Regions from separate parts of the Homo sapiens genome. Here region 2 is linked to region 1. Evidence: read pairs that join two places in POLR2A ChIA-PET (ENCODE). Cell type or tissue: GM12878. All regions are shown on one strand. Links, peaks and the distances in the headings refer to the core of each region. The heading gives the core; the rest is flanking DNA. Region 1 overlaps LINC02987 (long intergenic non-protein coding RNA 2987). Region 2 has its middle 280 kb from the start of LINC00662.

What was found. ChIA-PET counts read pairs that join two places held together with the same protein. Peaks named below come from ENCODE experiments on the same cell type or tissue, not always from the same donor. Only the 100,000 strongest peaks of a DNase experiment are listed, where the experiment ranks them.
Region 2: POLR2A ChIA-PET joins it to region 1 with 13 read pairs; 2 of 35 experiments call an interaction of 5 or more read pairs at or near these places.

Annotation. Positions count from the first base shown.
Region 1 is chr19:28,007,192-28,018,977 of GRCh38, reverse strand. LINC02987 (long intergenic non-protein coding RNA 2987) reads right to left here. Exons shown (of 7, transcript NR_146733.1): 5 at 11,342-11,476; 6 at 1-71. Among named protein-coding and RNA genes, the nearest start is that of LINC00662, 220 kb to the right of the region's middle. In GM12878, for the core only: no CTCF peak of the experiment used is centred there; a DNase peak (open chromatin) is centred at 5,388.
Region 2 is chr19:28,069,113-28,080,898 of GRCh38, reverse strand. No RefSeq gene overlaps it. Among named protein-coding and RNA genes, the nearest start is that of LINC00662, 280 kb to the right of the region's middle. RefSeq lists enhancers at 5,115-5,224, 5,315-5,374, 10,044-10,103. In GM12878, for the core only: no CTCF peak of the experiment used is centred there; a DNase peak (open chromatin) is centred at 5,948; H3K27ac peaks cover 2,567 bases.

The DNA of each region.
Region 1 (11,786 bases), core at 1,415-9,414:
TCCGGCTCCCTCCCTGGAACAGCTCTCCAATGGCTGGCACCCATCCTTGCCCATCTCTGACAGCACACACCCTGCCCAGGATTGAGGACCGGAAATATATATATAATAGATAGCTAGATAGATAGATCAATAGATGCTTTTTAAAATACACATTTTATCTTTGTCTTCCCTTTAATCCTTCTACAGCAACAGATTCTTCAAACAAGCTGCACTCTCACGTGTACTCAGTGGGGTATGCTTTTCTTAGGCAGTAAGCAGGATATGCAATCGGGTTCATACACAGCTGTTGAGACTTCCTGAACACATCTGAAAAATCGATTGGCTGGGCACTTTTTTAAAGATGTCTCCTCTTGACCCGTAATCTGAAGATTAATTCTGCAGACAGAAAGGGCTGACTTGCAGGTCAATACCTCCTTTTAAGAACCTCCTCACTTTAATTAATTGTCCCTACAAAGTCCTAGATTACAGCTGAGGGATAGGTGATAAAAAAATTAATGAAAGCGCAGAGCATAGGGAGGAGGTAAGCCCTGACAAGATTATGGGGTGCGGGGAAAGGAGGATTTGGGAAATAGACTGAGAGGAAGCAACATCCTGAGTGGTAGCAAAGGGGAGATTACCTGTCTGTCTGTCTACCTGTCTGTCTCTCCATTTGACATTACTGTCTCTAGGGCATTTTGTTTTTCAGTGGTGCTGGGCACAGCTCACACCATCACTGTTATTTATAAGACACATGGTTATTGGAAGGAGCTCAGGGTTTGCAATCACATGATCATGCTGGCAGCTCCAGGTCTGTCCATTGCTCACCTTGGCTTGCTTCTCTGATAAATGGGGATAAGAGTTCCTACTGCATAAGGAAGCTACTTGGCTCTATGGCAAGCAGGGGCTGTGGATGGGCCAGGAACAAGGTTGGGTGACATCCCAGGGTCACACCAAAGCCATGCTCAGCACCCTGTCTCCTCCCTGAGGTCCCTGAGGCACAGTGAACTTCTCCTGCCAGGTAGGGAGAGGCCCACAGGAGCTTCAGACATCATTACAGTGGCCCTCTTCCACATAGGCTTGATGTATACTTTCTGCTTCTTTGTTTCTTTCAGATTCATTTCTTCAGGAGCATTGTGTAGTGACAAGGGTGGAGATCTTTGAAACCAGAGAGCCACCGTCAAGTTCTGCCCGGCTTCGCGAGCTTATGGAAGGCAGGCATTTAACAGAAGGGACACGCGCTGAAGCATGCTAAGAGTTTCATGAACTGCCATGCAGGAAAACTAGAGGGGAAGTCACTAGCAACCAGGAGCTAGACTGGAAGATCAGCAAAGCTCTCTCTGAGGAAGTGACATTAAAAGGCTGAAACAGGAATCAAAGAGGACAAATACAGACAGGGGAAGCAGGTGGAAGAGTTCCAAGGGAGGGAAGAGACTGCACAAGGCCCCATGCAGGGCAGAGGCTTGTGTGTGAGGAGCTGAAGGCCTTGCCAAGCAGGGCTGGCAGGAGGGAAAGTGCAGGAGATGAGGTTGGAAACTGAGGAGAGGGGATGTGGGGATTTATAGATGCAGTAGAAGTTAGTGTCTCATCTAAAGGGCAAGGAGAAACTCTTAAAGGATAACGATTTCCTTTTTTTTTTTTTTTTTTTTTTTTTTTTAAGAAACAAAGTTCTGTTGCCCAGGCTGGAGTGCAATTGTATAATCAGGGCTCACTGCAGCCTTGAACTCCTGGGTTCAAGCAATCATCCCGCATCAGCTTCTTGAGTAGCTGGGACTACAGGCATATGCTACCATACCTGGCTAATTTTTTTAAGAAAATGTAGAGATGGAGTCTCACTAGGTTGGCCAGGCTGGTCTCCAATCCCTGGCCTCAAGTCATCCTCCCACCTTGGCCTCCCAAAGTGCTGGAATAACAATCGTGAGCCACCATGCCAGGCCTCTTGAGACTTTAGTGCATCAAAAAATTGTCTCTACAAATCAAGACTCTTTATATCCAAAGACTATTTTGAAGCTATAAATCCCACACTGCCTTTCTTTGCTCTGGTATCTAGGAACCCTTTTCCTGGGGTGTGGGGTTGGAAAGCCCTGGCTGCCTGCACTGGCAGGTGTGGAGGACTCAAGGGTCCCATAGAAACCTGTGCATAGGGCGTGGGGAGTGCAGTGGTTGAGTTTTCAGAACACAGTCCTCATCGGCTACCAAAGCATTTTTCCTGAGGTGGACTCTTAGTATCATTTAGCCCCGAAGCCTCCCTCCCAGCAGATCTTTAAAATGTTACACTAAACATCAGCCTGAGTGCAAGCAACCATACAGGCATGCCCTTGACAATGCTTACACCAATGATGGCTTCAGCCATCTTTCCAACCACTCACTAAGTTCTTCATTTAGGGAGGCACAAATTGTCTACTGGTTTTAACCAGGACATGGAAAGTCCAAAGCTGATGGTGTCTTCTCATGCTTGCACAGATGAGATTTGGGCATCAACCCTTTGATTGGTCTCAGCTTGCTAAGAAAGATGCTTTTGGAATGCACCAGCCACTCCAAATAACCTAAATCAGGACTCTTGATCCAGTTCAATGCAGGCAGGTATATACACTTCAAAGGCAGCGACCAGGTCTGTCTTCCTCCTCATGTAATCCCCCAGTGCTGAGTATGGGGCCTGGGGTAGACAGAGTACTCAGGTCCATCTGTGGAAGGTGCCAGCCATAACTTCCTGATGTAGATGGAGACTGTGGTGGTGTGGGGAGTCAAAATGGCAGAAAGAAAAGACTTTGGTCTTTCAATCAAGAGGCCTGATTTAAGTCTTTAACTTAGAAGGTGGTCTTTGGGAAATAATTTTTTTCTCCTTGGGTCTTCATTTTCTTATCTGAATTAACTCATCTCTCAGCCCTAAATGATCTTCCGTTTCTTGCATTTTATTATTCCCTTACAGACTTAGCTGTAATCCCTTGTAACTCTGATGAAATGCAGTAGAAGTGAGATATTTTTTGGTAAGAAGATGGTATCAGTTCCTTAGATGCTTGCAGGAAAAAATTCAGGTACAAACTTAATGGATTCATTTTTTATTATCAACCAGCTTCAGTGGACTGGAAACTAGGATTCCAAGGTGTGGGCCTATGGCCAGGGGCCAGCAGAACAATGAGAGAGATTTTTCCCGGTGACACAGGCCAGAGGGTAAAATGGTTTCAAAGGCATGTTGTGTATTATGAGTCTCTCTACCATCTAAGTGATGAAGTTCCAAGGTCATGTGGGGCTTTTAATCTTTTTACTTACCCTATATTCCAAACAAAAGCTAAATGACAGAGGAAAGGATGGGGAGGCCAGGCAAGTGTCCCCTCTCTTGTGATACCTGTCCTTTCTATACTTTTACAAGTGAGTTCTGAAGCCTTGCTGGGCCACACAAAGGCTCACCTGATCCAATCGAGGAGACGTCTATTGAACAGGGCCACAACTCAGGTGTGCATGAAAGAAACACAGCTTGATGTTTCTATAGCTGAACTTAGTTTCTCTCTCAACCTCCCTTCCCTACCAGAGCTGAAACTTCATGTTAGTAAATGAGTAAATTCAGTCTTTGCATGAGTTTTCCCCTCTCCTCCTCAGGGAAGTTGCAGAAGAACTTCAAGAAGCTCATGTGTGCGGTCTGGCTTTTAAGCATCATTGTCTGTGAATGTTGACATCTGCTGAGTGACCTCCATGGTCCCCCTGACCTCTGGTCTCAGCAACCTCTATACCTTCTTGGGGTGTACACAGGTGAAACACATGGAACTTAAAGGGATCTCTCCTGCCCTGCATGGGCCTGCAGGAAACATGGGCTGGGGGGCTCTGGTGCCTTGATTAGACTCCACCACAGCTCCGATGCTGACACACCCTGCTGGTGCTGGAGGCCCTCAGGAGACTTGTTGGTTCCCTAGGCTCCACTGGAAGTATGGTTCAGGCTCCCCAGGCACTCAGCTTCTGGCGTTAATCTAGGGCTTCAGTTCTTTATTGTTAAGGAACTCAGCCCAGGGGATATTGATGCAGGGCAGGTGAGCCCTTAAGTGGGGCTCAGCCTTTGAGGGTTCTTGGCTGCGCCCAGCAGAAAATGGCTTTACTGAAGCAGCAATGTGGCAGCTCCACGACTGCTCTTGCAGAGCAGGGCTACCCCATGAGCAGTGCACTGAGAGTAGCAGCACCTCTAAGCAGTTCTGCATGCATGTTTACACCCACTTTTAATCACATGTAGATTAAGGGGTAGTTTATGCAGGAACTTTTAGAAAAAGTGTGGTAACTTTGAGGTTATTGGGTCATTGCCATAGAAAGGGGCGGTAACTGCCAGGTGTTGCCACGGTAATGGTAAGCTGATGTGGCACACTGGTGGGTATGTCTTATGGAAAGCTGCTTCCGCCCAGGCCCTATTTTAGCCAGTCCTTAATTTGGTCCAGTGTCTGAGCCTCACCTCTAGAGTGGAGTCTCACTTTTACTTCAGTATGACAGAGCCCTCAGTGGGCTTCTTCAACCCTGCCACCCACTACCTTCCACCCCGAATGCCTGTCCTTTGCCCCAGTTTCAAGGGTCTTTATCTGTTTTGAGGGATGAAGATGGGAGAGGGAGGGAAAACTGGCTCTGAGAACTTCTTATTATGTTTTTCCCACATTTATTGCTGTGGCATAAATGCATTGCTGAGGTCCTTCTAAGCTTCCTTCTCTGAAGCCAGTGTTGGTCCATTCTGGAGGCCTTCGCTTTGCCCCTCACTCTGCTCTGGGTGGCTCCGCTGCAAGGGCTTTATCCATGGCTCCCTTGCCTCCTGGTTCCTGGATGAGTTTAGGCAAGGGTGGCCCTAGCAGAGTCTAAAGGAAGACAAGCACAAAGAGGGGCATGTCTTCCTCCAGCTCCATCCCTGCTGGGTCCCCGGCTGAATGTCACAGCTCCTGCCAAGCAGTCCTTTCTGCTAGGCTTTCTGGTATGGTTTGGAACTGTGTCTCCATCTGAACCCCATGTTGAAATGTGATTCCCAATGTCACAGGGGGGCCTGCTGGGAGGTGATTAGATCATGGGGGTGATTTTTTTTTTTTTTATAAATGGCTTAGTGCCATCCCCTTGGAACTGTCCTGGTGATAGTGAGTGACTTCTCAGAAGATCTGGCTGTTTAAAAGTATGTGGCACCTGCTCCCTCTCTCTCTTGCTCCTGCTTCACCTTCCACCATGAGTAAAAGCTCCCTGGGGCCTCCCCAGAAGTAGATACCACTCTACTTCTTGTACAGCCTGCAGAACCATGAGCCCATGAAACCTCTTTTCTTACAAATTACCCATCCTCAGGTATTTCTTTATAGCAATGCAAGGACAACCTAACACACTTTCTCTTCCCTTTCACTCCTCTAGCTTAAGGTGATAAAGGCGTCCCGATGCCAGTGGCTATGTGTTACCCTGAACGTGGCCCAAATCTCTGTAAATAGCTCCTTAACTCATTAAACTCTCAATTTCAGCTCTGTGTGTCTGCTTCCAGAAGGGCCCCTGGTGACACCAAGCCATTGGTTTCAATAGTCTGGTTTGAAGTTGAGAGGTGAGAACTGACTTTTTTTTCTCTTTGCCTTTCTGCAGCAACAATTTTTTCTTTAAGGTGATGGAAAACTCTGGTCTAGTTTGAATCTGACAATTAATAGAGAGAATGGAAGAAAAAAAAGAAGGCAAAAAGAACAAGAGGGTTGCCAGCCAAAAAAAAGCATGAGTGAATATTTTAAATTATTATATTTCTATCCAATTCTTTGTTGTTATTTGGCTTGTTACTTTTTTACTGGTAAGTGGGACAAGTTAGCTTAGAAAAAAAGGGGACCTTTGCCCCATCGAAGAAGCTATGACCATTTTAAAAAAGAGTGTAAGGAATACTGAACTTGTCTACCTCCCAAGTTTTCTAGTTGAGAAAACTAAACTCTAGAAAAGGAGAATTTTGTTCACCTAGCCAATGAATGCTAACCAAAATAGTACCTGAGCTTAGGCTCTGTAGTAAATGCTAGAGATATAAAATTAAGAAGACCCTACCCTTGAGGAGCTCATAAAGTCATGGAGGATCATCTACATAGATTTAACATATAGTCACCAAGTCTTTGTTTGTTAGATCTGCTACATGCTGGGGCTCTATACTAGGAGAAAATCCATCATAATCTATGCCCCCATGGAGCTTGCTGCCCAGTGAAGACACAGACATTGAACAATTAATCCCAACAAAGATGTGGAACATTTTAACTATAATCCAAGGCCATTGTAAAGAGGAGTAGAGGACTTTAGGGAAAGCACAGCATCTGCAAAGGCCCCATGGCAGGAGGGGTCCTGGTGCATCTGAGGGGCTGCAGTTGAAGTGATGAGAGGTCACTCTAGGAGGAAGGTTGGGGACAGACCCTGCAGGTCTGCTGGGCCTTGTGAGTAGCCCTAGAGTGTGGTAGAATCCACACACTGCATACAATGCACAGAGGGAGCGGGGGAAGAGCGACCCCACCTGGAGGATCAGGGAAAGGCCTGTGGACAGGGATCTGGGTTTAAAGGATGCTTTGTCCCTCTCTCAGCCTGGTGTGGAGAAAAGCATATGAACAGCAGGATCAGAACATGTTCAGAAAAGTTCCTGTGGCTGGAGATCCGGGAGGTGGGGGTGGAAGGTGAGGTTACAGAGGGACACAACTAGAACCAGATCCTGGGAGCTTTCTAGACCAAGCTAGCACAACCTGGAAAAAAACATCTACCACCTTCTTGCAAAAGCACTTAGCCCATGAGTGAAAGGACAGGTCTAGAATTCAGATCCAAGGGAGTATCTTGCCCAACATCTTCTCTTTAAGAGGAGACTGAGACCCCTTCCAGCTCTGACATCCTCTGACTCTCAAACGTGATTTGCAGACTCAACCATCCCAGCCTTGGAGACTGTTGTTGGATAATGAGGAAGTGTAAGATGTGGTGTTTACACTGTGGTGCACTAAAGCCCAGGAGAATGAAGAAGAGAAGCTTACCCCACGCCTAAAGATGAGAACATGCGATAGTGTCCTGAGGCTGCAGTAACAGATTCTTACACACTTGGTGGCTTCAATAACAGAAATGCATTCTGTCACAGCTCTGGACACCAGAAGCTGAAATTAAGATGTTGGCAGGGCCATGCTCCCTCCCAAGGCTCTGGAAAATAACTCTTCCTTCTTCTTTCAGATTCTGGTGGCTCCAGGTGCTCCTTGGCTTGGGGCAGCCTCTTTCTAGTCTCTGCCTCCACCTTCAATGGCCCTCACCTCTTCTCTCTGTGTCTCTTCTCTGTGAGTCTCTTATCACTGGATTTAGGGCCCATAAATTAATCCAAGATTATCTGCTTCTCCTGAGACCCTTAACTCAGTTACATCTGCAAAGACTTTTTTTTCCAAATAAGATCACACCCACAGACTAGGACGTGGACATGTCGTTTCAGGGACCACCATTAACACACTACAGACAAGCATCAGAATTTACTGCTAAGTTGTTTTTCTGCAAAGGTGCTCACAGTAGTCTCATAGAACTTTCTACTGATATAAACTGTTTTAAAGATCTTTGTTTATGCAAGAGCAAAATGAGAAAAGGAGAATTCTCCACACTGGTAAAAGCTTTTACAAAACCCTTCATTCCTCTCTACACACAAGTCCTGGGCCCACGTAGGTGAGCTGTGAAGGTCTGACCAGAGGTGATTTTCAACCAGGCTCAGTAATAAAGCATGTGCCACCTCTGTAACCAAATGCAAGGATATAAGAGGCAGGAAGTATGAATTCACTGGGATCCCGAGGCATCTTGGTGCCCACTCCCGAATGACAGTCTCAACGATTGCTTGTTGGCTGCGGGGCTTGAACGCGTGAACCCTGCTTAGTGAGGCTTCCCTCCCTTAACCAGCACTCCGTGGTTATCTGATGCCTTTCTCCACAATACCCTGGTTCTGAGAAATCAAATTAAATATAAATTCTTTCTGCCACTAAGCAGCTCCTTGGAATTCCCCTAATAAAAATTCTCTTGAATATGCCACTCGGTGGAATTCTGTGTAATTCTAGACAAGAATAATCATTTCAGAAATAGGTTCCTGTATTCAACTGTGTAATGAACACAATTATTCTTATTACCCAGCACCGAGATTGCGGGTGTGACTGCATGTTAAAGACTGTTTGTAAAAGGGGCGCCTTATCTATCCTGGCAGCACACCCAGCCACCGGTCCACGTGGGACTTGCCTTATCTCCTTTCTACTGCTATGATTGTGGGAGAGGAAGATAATGAGGTTTTTTTCTTGTTGTTTTTTGAAAAAAATATGTTACAAAGGTAAGTAGAAACTTAAGCCCCAAAAGAAATTTCTCCATTAACATAACTTATGAAAATATTTTGTTCAGAGAAGTGCATCATGCTACCTCTCCAAAACGCTTGCAGAAAAGAAAAGTGGAAATCCATCTAAAAGCAGAGTTGCAGTGTTCCTCATGGCCCATTCAAGACATCGTTGTTCTCACAAACTCTTCAAACTTCTCACCCAGGCTGCTGGGCATTGCAGAGTCTGGTCTGGATCACTGAGGCTCACATTAGACACTATTTGAAAAGGAGTGCTGTTTCATTCTACAGACCTTACACTACACAGGACAATTAAATGTGGTGCCAGAGAAGAGTGGGAGAAACAGAGCCTGCTGAGCCAACTTCAATGAACTGATAAAAATGACTATAATTAGTGGCACCAATTTCCATATTCCATGTTAAAAACCATGGATTTGGTTACAAAGATTAAACATATTCCTTACAATGTTATTTTCCCCTTCTACGGAGAGCACACTTAATGGCTAATCAAGGCTGAGTTCTTAGTGCCTGGATTTTTCATGTGCATAGATTTGTATGTTTCACAGGTTCCTAAATGTTACAAGTCAGAGGCCAGAGCAATGTGAACTGAGCTCACAGAATTACCACTGCCAGTCGAGACATTCCAACATGTTTTTCTGACATATCTGTGTCAGTTGTCATCTCTACAATTAAAACTTAAACTAAGTTTAAAACTTGGACTCTTTCCATCCCTGCCAATCTCAAAAGAGTCACTTGAAGCATGATTCACATTTTAAAACATGTTAGGCTCAGGGTAGTGCCTCAAAGTTGGTGTGACCTGCTCAGGCGTGGGAGCTGGGGGCAGAGCGTGTGTGAGCCCTGCCTGTGAACAGTGTACCCTCATGAGCTCTGTGGTTCCAGCCGTTCCTGCAGAGCTGAGTCAGACAGACAGTGCTGCACAGGAACTCCTTCTCACACTAGAACTCTGCCAAAAGATACTCATGGGCTGGAACTGCCAGAGTCACTTTTTGGCTTAGAATATCACACAATGTCCATATGATCATTTGCACAATGGAATCTATGTTGTGGAACAGCCAAGATAAAAGAGGCAGATTCAGCAAGAGGGACTCTCACCCTGATTTATAAACACTTGACATTTAATACAGAACCTCTCTTGGTCCAAGCCCTGCTCCCCTTTGACTCCCTGATCAAGTGACAGGCAATGCATCCTCCTGTCTGTCCCATCAAACCACAAAGAACCTGTTCATCCCCAAATTTCTTCACATTCCTCAAATCTGCCCAAAGCCTTTGGGTCAGAACTTTCTCCTACTATACCTGCTTTCTAGCTCCCCGGCTTCCCATTCCTTCCCTTGGTGCTATTATCTTAGTTAGATGCCAGCATGGGCTTCATTTTGATTAAAACCAAAGGCCACCCTCACACCTCAGTGTCCTTCATCATCTCCCCACTCCCTGCCAGAGCAAGTCCAGCCTCCTGAGATTTATCCATGTCTTTGCAGCATCTGGCCTCAGCCTCCTCTCCCAGCCTCCCTCTTTGCTCCCCTCTACTAACATGCTGTGCCCTTTCTCATGTGAGCACGGCAGTCTCTGAGCTCTGAGGAATGCAAGACCTATGGACATGTGAGCACAACCTCAATTTCCAGCTACCAATAATCAAGCAGGTACATCGTTAACCCTGACAACAGCTTTGAACAACGGCCCAGTACACAGAAGTTACAATTTCCTGTCTGTGACAGACATGAGCTGGTGTTAAAGTATGTGCTAATTATTGAAATGTGCCCTCTCTGTTCTGAGCAGCATTTTCATGCAGATTTATAGGGCCCTGCTGGCTGCCCAAGCACAACCTGCTTCTTTTCTCATCTAAACTCAATCTCTTCCCTGCTGGCTCTTTGCATACTGGAGGTGAGAGGTAAAGCCAGCTGATCTTCTGGGTGGGTGGGGACTTGAAGAACTTTGGTGTCTAGCTAAAGGATTGTAAATGCACCAATCAGTGCTGTGTCTAGCTAAAGGATTATAAACACACCAATCAGCAATCTGTAAAAACACACCAATCAGCACTCTGTAAAACGGACCAATCAGCACTCTGTAAAATGGACCAATCAGCAGGAGGTGGGTGGGGCCAAGTAAGGGAATAAACACTGGGCACCCAAGCCAGCAGAGGCAACGCACTGGGGTCCCCTTCCACGCTGTGGAAGCTTTGTTCTTTTGGTCTTCACAATAAATCTTGCTGCTGCTCACTCTTTGGGTTCGCACTAGCTTTATGAGCTATAACACTCACCGCGAGGGTATGCAGCTTCATTCCTGAAGTCAGTGAGACCACAAACCCACCGGGAGGAACAAACAACTCCAGACTGCCATGTTTAAGAGCTGTAACACTCACTGCGAACGTCTGCAGCTTCACTCCTGAAGTCAGCGAGACCACAGACCCACCAGATGGAAGAAACTCCAGATACATCTGAACATCTGAAGGAATGAACTCCGGACACACCATCTTTAAGAACTGTAACACTCACTGCAAGGGTCCGCAGCTTCATTCTTGAAGTCAGCAAGACCAATAACCCACTGGGAGGAACCAATGTCAGACACAGAGGGACTGCCAAGTAAAGATGTCAGAACGTGGGCTTCATTGAACCCCAGTTCAGCTGCAGGCTAAAGACTGTGGAGGCTAAAGACTGCTCATCTCCCTTTGTAATAACAGAATGCTGGCTTTTCTCTGGGACTTCTCAAATCTCTAAATAAGCATTACAGTTTTTAAAAGGTGGGTAGGAGGGCATTAGAGTATATAAATTTTCCCAAACTCGGTGTTCTTGAAAATTTATTATTTCTATTTTTTCAGAGCCTTTCATACTGGTTTTCTGCAGAGCTCATTTTGAAATACACCGTCTTACAGTTTTCTGTTGTCATTCCTGTAGGCAACTGCAGAATAAAACCCCGCCATCAAACATCATTCCCACAACATTTATTTTTCTATTTCTTGGATGAGGTTTTCAAGCGGGACATCTGGTTGTTTGCTGCTTGTATTAATTTGCTAGGGCTGCTGTAACAAAGTCTCACATTCTGGATGCTTAAACAACAAATTAATTTTCTCACAGTTTTGGAGGCTGCAAGTCGCAGATAAAGATGTTGGCAGGTTGGTTTCTTCTGAGGCTGCTCTTCTGAATTGCAGACAGCCATCTTCTCCCTGTGGGCTTCCCCCTGTATGTGTCATGTCCAAATCTTCTCTTCCTGTAAAGACAGCAGTCATAATGGATTAGGGTCCATCCTAGTAACCTCATTTCAGTTTACCTCTTTAAAGACCCTGTCTCCCAATACAGTCACATTCTGAGGTCCTGAGGGCTAGGATTTCAACGTATGAATTTTGGGGGGATATCCCATAACACTGCCAGAGCTTGAAAGCTGGATTTGCAGGATAATTGTAAGTGATGGCAATGTCAGACAGACCCAAGATGTATAGAACATCTGGGCTAGTCCCTAAAGAGAGGGGGAACATTCCCTGTGATGATACAGGATGGATCCACTCTTTGTAGTAACAGGT
Region 2 (11,786 bases), core at 1,159-9,158, 62 kb before region 1:
TTGGCTTGTGGCTGCACCCTTCCAGTCTCTGTGCCTATCATCATGTGGCTTTCTCCATTTCTGTGGTTAAAATTCTCTCTCTTTCCATCTTATAAGAACACCTGTGATTATAGTTATGGCCCATCTGGATAAGCCAGAATAATATTCTCATTCCAAAGTCTTTAAGCTAGTCACATTTGTATGTTACATTTTCACATGAGGAAACAGCCACACTGAGTGTTTGCAGATTTTCCTCTTACCTTTATGTTATCTTCTTGTTGAATTCCATTGTGGTTGGAGGATACTCTCAGTATAATTTCAACTCTTTTAAACTTTTGAAAAGTTTGTTTTATGATCCATATATGATATATCTTGGTATATGTTCTGTGGGCACTTGAAAATAATGAGTAGTTTGCTGTTGTTAGATGAGGTGTTCCATGTATATATAATACATATGTATATATGTACATACATATACATAGTATTGTTATGTAAACAATATTATATATAGTTTCTCTCTGTCTATAATGATTTTTATTGATCTGATGTCTACATGATCTGATATTAATATAGCCACTCTTGTATTCTTTTGATTAATATTTGCATGATATACTTTTTTGTATCCTTTACCTTTCAAGCTACCTATATTATTATATTTGAAGTGAGTTTCACTTAGTGAGGCTACTCGGGTTAAGGTTTTTAAAATCAACTCTGCCCATTTCTTTCTTAATTTGTCAGGGCTTAAGTCTGGCATTTTACTTTTTGCTTTGTGATTGCTCTCTATTCTTTGTTGTTGTTGTTGTTTATTTCTCTTTTTATTTTTCCTGCCTTCCTGTTTGTTACTTCAGCACTTTTTATAATAAAACCTTGATTTATCCACAGTGTCATTGAGAGTATCTCTTTGTATAGCTTCCTAAAATTGCCAATGTGTATTTCAAATTTATACATAACATTAGCCATTAATTATGTTTACAGTGTTGTACAACCATCACCACCATTTGCAAACATTTTCATCATCCTAACAAGAAACTCTGTACCCATAAATCAATAACTTTGTATTCCCTCCTTTTCTCAGCCTGTAATAATCTCTAACTTTATGTCTCTTTAGATTTGTCTAATATAGATACTTCCGTGAGCAGCCCAAGCCCCTCTTCACTGACAAGTTCTACCTCACCTTAACCGAGGGCATTGCTCTTTCAGACAGACCACCTTGCAAAGGACAGCTGCATACTCAACCTGCCGCTGTTTCTCCTGGAGGCCAACCTGGTGACCTTCCTCTTCCCTCTGGACCGCCTGAGAAGGGCGGCAGAAAAGGAGATGGTGACAAGATGCCTCTGCACAACCTCGCCATGGTTTTGGCCCCATGATGCTCTGGCTTTCTAGTCTTCATTGCTTTGTCTCCAACTCAAGCATAGTTTTTGTTTGTTTGTTTGTTTGTTTTACTCATTCTTGAGAGGAAGCCATTAGCTTTCTTTGGATGCTTTGTCATTTATCTTATGTGACTACACCAGTTAATCAAAGGATCACTTGCTGCTCTTCTTCCACTAAAACAACACCCACTTCATGCTCATTGTCTAAAGTGGGGGCATCATTTGTAACTACAGATACTAATTGTGGGGATCCCAGGTTTATTATGTGGGAGAGACTGAGACTCCCCTCATCTGTCCCCTGAGGAGGGTTCATAGGTGAGTGAGAAAGGGACAAGGCAGCGATGTGGACATCTCCCCACATTGCCCAAGGGGCATTGCTTCCTAGTGAGGAAACTCTCGCTGCAGTTTTCTGGCAGGGAAATAATACAATCTCCAGATCATTTATCAATTTTGTTTTTTTTAAATAAATATTTTGCCATTATTAGATGAGTATATAAAAAATAAATAATATGGATTTATCTTGCAGTGTACCATTTAACTCCATCCCAAAATAGATCTATTATCTTCTCTTTTGTTCAATGAATACTATTCATACCTAGGCAAAACTGTTGCTGTTACTCATGATTTAAGGGCATTAGGAATACAACTCTAGGGAAAAAATACTGCTATTGGAAACCAAAAAGAGTGTCTGGGACAGGTGTCAATCTATTTAGAGGTTTTTTTCACCAAGGTTGAGGATGCACCCGGGAAAAAGAGACACAAGCCACAGTGGAATCTGTGGCCTGCACTTTTTCCAAAGAGTTTTGAGGGTTTCAATATTTATAGGGGAAAAAGCAGGCCAAAGGGAAAGGAAAGAAGACAAAAAGGGGAGAGTAGAAAAAATGAGACAAGTGGTCTCATTGTCTTGAGGCTTTCATTAGTTCTCACTGAAGCCACAGGTTGCCCATGAAAAGGAGGGGGTAGAGGAACAGCTGATTATGTGCTCGCCTGGCACTGGTAAGGCTGCACCTCACATGAGATAAAGCAAACATAGAGTAGAGGAAGCATCAACATGCATTTGTCTTGGGGTGGTGGTAGGAATATTTCTAGTTTCCTTTTGTCCTGTATCCCTGAAGATAAGTTGCTAATTTACATGGTCAGGGTGAGGGAGGTAACCTGGAAAGATATGTTTAGGAACAAAAGGAAAGATGGTTTCTGGGTGTGACTCAGTTTCCAAGTTTAACTTTCCCTTTTGGCATAGCGAGTTTGGGGTCCCAACATTTTATTTTCCTTTTACACTATTGACTACTAACAGTCTTTGTTGTTAAATTCCATCTGTTTTAAAATTTTAATAAAATATTTATATCATAAAATATAAATTATTCACTTATAAGATTAATATAAATAATATTAACAAAACATTGTCTTGAAAAATGTAGTTTGACAAAGTTTCAATCTGAGTAAAAGATAGTATCTTAAATACAGTATTTTTTCACTGCTGGTGAGAGAGAATCTAAACTTTCTGTGAAGACTAAGAAAGTCTCACATTCTTGGTGCACGCCAGGAAGCCCCGTGTTCCTTGGATGTGGAGGAGTTGAACATGAAGGAGCTGGCTGTGATGTCAGCATGTGAAGGTGGAGGAACTCCAGCCCAGGAGGGGCTCCTGGATCCACCCGCCCCAGATGGACTCGAGGTGGGGAAGGCAGCCTGGAGGCTTGGGAGGCCTGAGTAGAGAGGAGGGAACAGCGCTCCCTTAAGACCCAGGCCCACTCCCAGGGAAGGGAGCAGCAGGGCCACACTCTTGGCCACCTTGGAAGAGCTCCTTGCTGTGGGCTGATTCCCACGACCTTGTCTAGGGATTCCAGCATTTTAGGTAGCTCCTCCATTGCCTTCGTTGGTTAGAGCATTTGGAACTTTTCTTTTTCACTTCTCGAACCAAAGAAGTTAATTCCTTCATCGATACCAAGTTGGCACTCTTCACCTTTTTGTAAGCATCTGCAAGGCTGGGAATATTTAAAGACTCCTTCTTTAGCCAGGCATTCTCTAGTGCTGCCTCCATCTCTGCATACTCCTTTTTCAAAACACCAAGCTTCTAAATGAATTGATTTTTTTCTCACATTCTGCAGCCTGTGTTTTGTGAGTCACTTTTCATGTCTTACATAAAGTCAGCTTCTAACAGATTCAACAAGTCTGAACAAAAATAAAAGACCTACCAAGAAGCTGATGAGACCAGTGTCTCCCCTGATGGCTTTGGAAAGTGAGTTGTGGACTGAAGCCATTGGGCAGCATCTTATATATCACCTCACACATTTCGTAAATATCAGCCCCAAACGAAGTTTCACAGAAGATCCCGGCCCCTCCATCCCTGCAACCATGGATTCTGCACCACAACAAACCCTGGGGAACACCTCAGCATTCCACCTGGAATCAACCAGGAACAGGCAGCCTATACTAGTCAGTTTCATGGTCACCATCAAGGAGGATTAGTAAATAAACATGCTTGTCTCCTTACTGTCTAGTAATCAGTCTTCTTTACCTGTTTCTTATTGTATGTGTATCAACAGACAATTAAAATATAGTGAAAGGTGCCAATCTTAAGTGTATAGCTTGAATAAGCCTTTAAAATGTTATACCCCCACTGCGTCCTGCAACCCTATCAAGGTATGAGTCCTGTGTATCAACACAGAAATCCCCCCCAGTTCCTTTCCAATCAGTGTCCACTCGCCCTGACTCACGCAGCCTTGGAGAAGGTTGCTCTGAACACATCCCAGTTGAGCCTCAGCATCAAGGTCATGGAATCAATTACAATGTGCTTTCTGATCTCTGCCTGCTTTGCTCAAAGTGTTTTTGAAACTTATCTGTTCTTGTGTAGATAAGCAGTTCACTCTGTTTGTTTCGGTAATATGACATTTTATATTACTGAGACAAATATTACACAAAATATTTCATGGACATTTTGTTTATTTTCAAATGTGGGGTATTATGAATATATTATAGATATATGCATATGTCCTTTTGATCAATATGAGCTTTTATTTTCTCTGGGAGTAGAACATCTGGGTTGATATATGCTAATATTTTATGAAACAACTTTATTGAGCTATTATTTGCATGTCCTAAAATTCACCCAACTCAATTAATTTAAAACAAAATCTGCAGAATTAAACAAGCACCACAATTCCATTTTAGAACACTCCCATCACCCAAATAGGTCCCTCTGACTTTTCTCTACTGGCCGCATTTGACACAGTCCATCCCTCTCTCCCTGAAATGCCTCCACTACTTAGCTTCCAGTTCAGTGGGCTATTTTCTTTCCAATCTCACTGGCCATCCTTTCTGTTTCTCTGTTGTTGGATTCTATTTTTCTCTCAAACCTGTTACCATTAGCTTTGACTCATGAATGAGTTCTTGCGTCACTTTTGTTCTTCAGAAACTCATCCCCTTGCTGGTCTCACCTAGCCCCTTGGCTTTACATGCCACCCATACTGATATGACCTCTGTATTTATCCATTCCACACTCTTTCATTTAGTCTAGATTCATAGCTACACAGCCACTGCCACAACATCTCTATGTTGACATCTAACACACCAAGCCCAAGCTCTAGACCCCTCCCCTGAGCCCAACCTCCCTCATCCTCCTCTTCCATGAGAGCAGCTCCATCCCCACAGGTGTTCAGGTTCCCACTGTTTTGTTTTTCTTGACTTCTGTCTTCTCTCTACCTCATCTCCACTCCATCGGCAGAGCCCCTCTCTGTAGCTTCACAGCATGTCCACACCTGACTGCTTCTGTCCCTCCACCTATTCTACCTGGCCAGAGCCTGATCTCCTCTGAACAGGATGACTGTGCAGCTTCCTAACCATGCACTGCCTCCTGCCATCACCCCTGCAGTCTGGGGTTCTGCCTATAAGGAGTTTGGAAGTCACCATTCCATGTGATCTGGTTTGTCTGTGTCCCCACCCAAATATCATCTTGAATTGTAGCTCCCATAACCCTCACATGTCTTGGGAGGGACCTGGTGGGAGGTAATTGAATCATGGGGGCAAGTTTTTCCTGTGCTGTTCTTGTGATAGTGAATAAGTCTCACTATCACTTTTCTACCTATATGATCATGTCATCGGCAAATAGGGAGAGTTCCCCTGCACAGGCTCTTGCCTGCCACCACCTAAGACATGACTTTGCTCCTCCTTGGCTTTCCACTGTGACTGGGAGGCCTCCCCAGTCATATGAACTGTGAGTCCATTAAACCTCTTTTTCTTCATAAATTACCCAGTAATAAATTACCCATAAATTACCCACACTACTATTTATTCATAGCAGTATGAAAATGGACTGATACACCATGTTAACAAAAAGAACAAAGCTGAACAATCAACTATTCATCATAGATTCACAAAATAATTAAATTCATGGGGCAACTGCTGCTTTCAAAATTACAGAGACAGGAAAATGAATGCAGGGAGTCAAGACACACAAGTGCAGAAAGCTCTGTGGGAGCCAGGCTAGGGCAGGAGAGCTTCAGCTGCAATGAAGCTGCTAGAGGCTGGCTGTGGACTGGCCTGAGAACTAAAAACACCAGGGGCACTCAGTCATGGGGAAGCGAGATCGTTTTGTGGTTTTGACCTCCAGTAGCTCAACCAGGTTCTCACAGTAAATACTGGGGGGAAATACTCATGCTACCAGAATGCTCTGTGCTTAACAAAGTCTGTCCTCAGGCAAAACTACTTAACCAGAACCTAAGTTTTCTAAGATTTTATCAGAACCTCACTGACCTAGGTAGGGAAAGTGAGACTGGATCTCAGCTAGCTCCAGCCCTCTGTGTTGGGGGAGGGAAATGTCCAGCTCCAGTCCACCTTAGCTATCCTTTGCGACCTCGTGGGAGAAGCCTGAGAAACCCATGTGAAGTTCAGAGACACAGGCTCAATAAAGACTGAGATCTAACTGGAGAAATGCAGAACGCCTCCTATCCACATGCCACCCTCACTAAGTGTCCATCCATCAATGGATGAATAGATAAAGAAAATGCACTGTATATACTCAATAGGATATTACTCAGGCTTAAAAAGAAGAAAGCTCTATCATTTGCCACAACATGAATGAACCTGGAGGGCATGCTAAACAAAACAAGCCAGACACAGAAGATAAATTCTGCATAATCGCAGGATATGTGGAATCTAAAGAAGTTGAACTTACAGAAACCAAGAGTAGAATGATGGTTTCCGAGGACTGAGAGGTGAGGAAAATAGGGAGATATTGGTAAAAGGGTTCCAAGTTTCAGTTATGCAAGATGAATAGGTTCTGGAGATCAAAGGTGCAGCATGGTGACTAGTTAATATTACTGTATTGAATGTGTAAAATTTGCTGAGAGAGTAAATCATAAACGTTTTTACCATATCCCAAAAAGAATGATAAGTATGTGAGGTGAAGAACATGTTACTCAGTTTGATTGGGGGAAATCATTTCATGATGAATATGAGTATCAAAATATAACTTTGTATACTGTAAACATATACATTTTTATTTGTTAATGATACCTCAATAAAGATGGAAAAATGAATAATATTTTAAAAAAACAAACAAAAACCTCCCAAAAAAGAAAAGCCCAGAACCAGGTGGCTTCGTGAGTGGATTCTACCAAACATTCAAAGAAGAATAATAACAATCCTTATCAAATGCTTCCAGCACATGTAAGTAGAGGGGACACTTCCAAATGCATTTGATGCAGCTGGCATCACACTGATACCAAAGCCAGAAAAAGAGCAAGAAAATAAAGCCACAAGCCAGTATCCCTGATGAACATAGATGCACATATCCTCAATGAGACATGACCAGACTGAATTCAAAAGCACATTACAAGGATCATACAGCATGACAAAGTGAAATATATCTCTGGGATATGGGAGTAGTTCAGCTGATGTGAATCAATTAATGTGGTGAATACACAAACAAGGAAAAAGTACATGTGATCATCTCAACAGATGGAGAAAAACCATTTGACAAAGTTCAACTTCTATTATTGATTAAAAAAAACTCTCAATAAAATAGGTATAGGAGGAACATATCCCCCACACAACAAAGGCCGTAGGTGATAAACTCACAGCTAACATAATCAATGGTGTAAAGCTGAAGGCCTTTCCTCTAAAATCCCATACAAGGCAAGGATATCCACTCTCATTGATTCTATTCAGGATAGTATTGGAACTTCTATCCAGAGCAATAAGAGAAGAAAAAGAAATAGCATGTATCTAAATCTAAAAGGAAGAAGAAAAACTCTCCCTATTTGCAGTTGACATGATCATATACATAGAAAAATCTAAAGACTCCACAATGGCTATAAAAACCTATTCGAACTGGTAAAGCAATTATACCTCATTAAAGATGGGGGAAAACTACTCCAACAAAACAAAGGAAAAATAGGAATAAAATATTTCTTTATGACACCCTTCAAGAATACATTTACAAATCCAAAGCTATTGCTTCTAACTTCATGCATTGTAACTAAATTCCTTTACTATTGCGGCTTAAGAATTTTATTTATACTCTTTCAAATGCTATCATTTTAAAATTTAAATAAAGACATTTAAATCAATATTTTAGGAAACAAACAAACCAAATTAATTACATTCATTTAGCAACTTATTTAACATTTTTTAGCTCTGTCATTTAACTAGCAGTGTGACTTCAGGCAAATAAGCCAAAATTTTAATCTTTTTACCTGTAAAATATAAACAAATGTGTCAATTCTTTAAAGTTGTTTGCATTATTTCAGGCTATATAAATATATATAATTATTAAATATATTGATAAATAGTAAAAACAAAGGAACTTTACAGTTTCTATTTATATGTAAACTAGTATCACTTGCTATTATTTTTGAAAAGGAAATCACACTACTGAAACCAAAAGGAAATCAAGAGATTTACTTTTTGCAAATGTAAATGCCATGGGCAAGCTCTGGGGAACATGACTGAGGCTTGGTTCCCTCAGTTGCCACAGCAAATATACTTGAGCATCCTGCAGGGGAAGCTCTGCTGTGAATACTTCTTATGACTGAAATGAGACCTGGATATAAAAAAGGTGATCATCCTACTGGAACCTGGGCCCCATCCAAGTACCTTTTGATTTGCAATCTAAATCTCTTACAACTGAGCTACTTCAGGTGTTCTTGTAAGATGAGGACATATATAAACAATTCTTCAATTTTGCAACTCAAAATTAGTATATGGTTACTGTGCATATCTTGCAAAACTCAGCAAGGGAATCTTTCCAGCCTTGTCAGCCTTGATACTCCAGTCTGGAGTCGTTCATGATGTCCACATCAGGAACATCTTGTTCTCACATCACTTTCTTTCTTTCTTTCTTTCTTTTTTTTTTTTTTGAGACGGAGTCTTGCTCTGTGGCCCAGGCTAGAGTGCAGTGGTGCCATCTCAGCTCACTGTAACATCCACCTCCCGGGTTCAAGCAATTCTCTGCCTCAGCCTCCCGAGTAGCTGGGATGCCCGCCACCACGCAAGACTAATTTTTTTTTTGTATTTTTTGTAGAGACCAGGTTTCACCATCTTGGCCAGGCTGGTCTTGAACTCCTGACCTCATGATCTACCAGCCTCGGCCTCCCAAAGTGCTGGGATTACAGGCGTGAGTCACCACACCCAGCCACTTTCATATCCTGAATGGCCCTCATGCCAGCTCTCTCCTGCCTTTCCCTTGATAAGAGGGCATGGTCCCAGGCACATTGCACATGTTGGTTGGAGAACAAACTAGGAAAGACAGTTTTCAGGGCAATCAGACTGTGTACACTAAATGCAAATTTTATTTTGTTTTTATAACCTTTTTTTATTATTATTATACTTCAAGTTTTAGGGTACATGTGCACAATGTGCAGGTTAGTTACATATGTATACATGTGCCATGCTGGTGTGTTGCACCCATTAACTCGTCATTTAGCATTAGGTATATCTCCTAATGCTACCTGTCCTCCCTAACTATTGTTTTTTTTTAAGAAAAAAACTCATACACTTAAAGATGACAAGGAAGCCTACTCCAGAAGAGACAACTGCAATGTGGTTTTGCAGTAGGGGAGAGAGATCAAGCTCAACCCTGAATACAGTGAGGACAAGTGGAGATTTATAGCCAAGAAGCAGAGCTGGGATCAGTGGATGGTAAATTCCTAAGAGAACACATCAAGGCTAAAACTCACCAGGATTCTTGCTGAAGGCAGGCCATGATGACAACATGTTGAGGGTCAGCAATTTGGCATTTGGTCAGATATGGACAGTGATCAGATACCAAGAGTGGAGGATGTTTGCTAAATGGATTCAGCAGGGTTCTTTCTAAAACTGGACTAAATGGGCCAAGAGCAGAGCTCAAAGCTGTGGCCTAGTCAAAAAGAGGACTTAGAGGAGGCTGACTCTAGCTTGGTCAACGAGATAGTCTTTGTTACCCTTGGCCCCCTTATTCAAAGAACAAAGAGACATTGTTCTTTCCTTTGAACAATACAAGATTATTTCTCATTTGGAGGGGGATATTTGCTGGATGATACAAGCATTTAGGCATTTAATGATGAAAATCTCTATGAGTAAAAAGGAAAATGAGAGTAACTACTACTTCAGAGTCCAGAGGGCAGTTAGCCCAGATTTGTAAATGCTGGGCTTGAAACACCTTTACATGCTGGAGTGAGGAAAAGCAAGGTCATCCAATGGTTCTTTCCATTTGCAGCTTGAGTATCTTTGGAGATACTGTGCAGTGTGCTGGGGAGCTTTCTGAGTGGCCTACACAGCAGCAGGCATGAAGGTTGTCCACACTTGAGTTGTTGTGTGATTTTCTTGAAACTTATATCAGGTCATGCAGTTTCAGGTTGCAGGGCTTGGGGAAAAGGGCAGTTCTAGTTCTCAGATAAGCCAAGTCAGGAGGGAAGGAGAAAAGTTGCAAACATTAGTTTGGAAAGTCTCCATGGAAATGTGAAGTTTCTATAGTCATTGCCTCCCAGTTAATTGATAAAAAATAACCAAAGTAAATTTATTCTTGTTTACAACATAAGTAATCTTATTAGATTTGAACTGATTATTTATATGACTGCAGCAAGAAGAGATGACCACATAGACAAGCTTTTCTGTAACTTGTAATACAGAATCTCCAATTAGCCTTTAAAAGACTCTTGAGCCTAGAAACCCAAGCCTAGGAAGATAAGCTAAGCCATCACCTCCAATACCGATAGATGTGAATGAATTCTTCTTTTTCCGGGTCCCCAAATTATCCTGTTTCCTGGGGATGCCGTGAAGTGGTTTTTCCTTAGTCACCTGTATGCCTGGAAACCCTATAAGCCAGGTGCCAGGCTGGTTTCCTCAAGAAGTCTTTGTAGGCATTGGCTCCATAAAGTTTATCTTATTTCCTTAAAATTGTCTGGTCATGTCTGATTTTATGCATTATTCCCAAATATGACATTCCAGTCAAGGCCTTGGTAATATAACCAATATTTCTAATTGTGTCCTGTTGCAAAGAGAACAGATTCTTTTTGAACTTATGCAAATAATTTTATTGCCCTTAAGAGTTTCTAAATTCTGAAGGAATCAGGCAGGGAGAAGATAAAATGTTTATTTCTGTTCACAAAATTTAGTCTATGAGTTGTAGACAGCTGAACAGAAAAGAGAAAGGAGTTCCATACACCCAGAAAATACTACATTAAAGAGTCAGCAATGTTTCTTTTTTTATGAGTTTTTTGTTTGTTTGTTTTGAGATGGTGTCTCGCTCCGTTGCCCAGGCTGGAGTGCAATGGCACGATCTCAGTTCACTGCAACCTCCGCCTCCTGGGTTCAAGCAATTCTCCTGCCTCAGTCTCTGGAGTGGTTGGGATTACAGGTGCACGCCACCACACCTGAATAATTTTTGTATTTTTAGTAGAGACGGGGTTTCACCATGTTGGTCAGGCTGGTCTCGAACTCCTGACCTCATGACTGGCCTGCCTCGCCTCCCAAAGTGCTGGGATTACAGGCGTGAGCCACTGCGCCTGGGTGAGCCGGTAATGTTTCAAACAAAATCCATTATCATTCTTTATCAGTTCATTCAGTCCTATGTGATTAAATTCTGTTCTGCTTGATCTTGAATTAGCAGTTTTATGCATCCGTCAGCTCCTCCATTCATTCTGCAAATCTTAACTCAGTCAAGTGGTATGATCTCAAAATTATGTAAGTAAATGTCATCGGAAACGTTTACTCGAAGCCCCTATGGGTCTCAGACCATCACTTTTTTTTTTTTTTTTGAAGAGGAGCCACTTTGGCTGGTAACTGAAAATATTTTAAAGAAGAATAAGAGAATAACAAAATCTGTGAATGACAAGACTTAAAATGACCATATTAAAGGCCTATTGAGACCTCATTATAAAAATAATGCAATTCACAAGGGATTTAGGTGATTTCCATGGCATGCAACATTTAAAAGTAACAGCTGGAATTATGACTGATAAC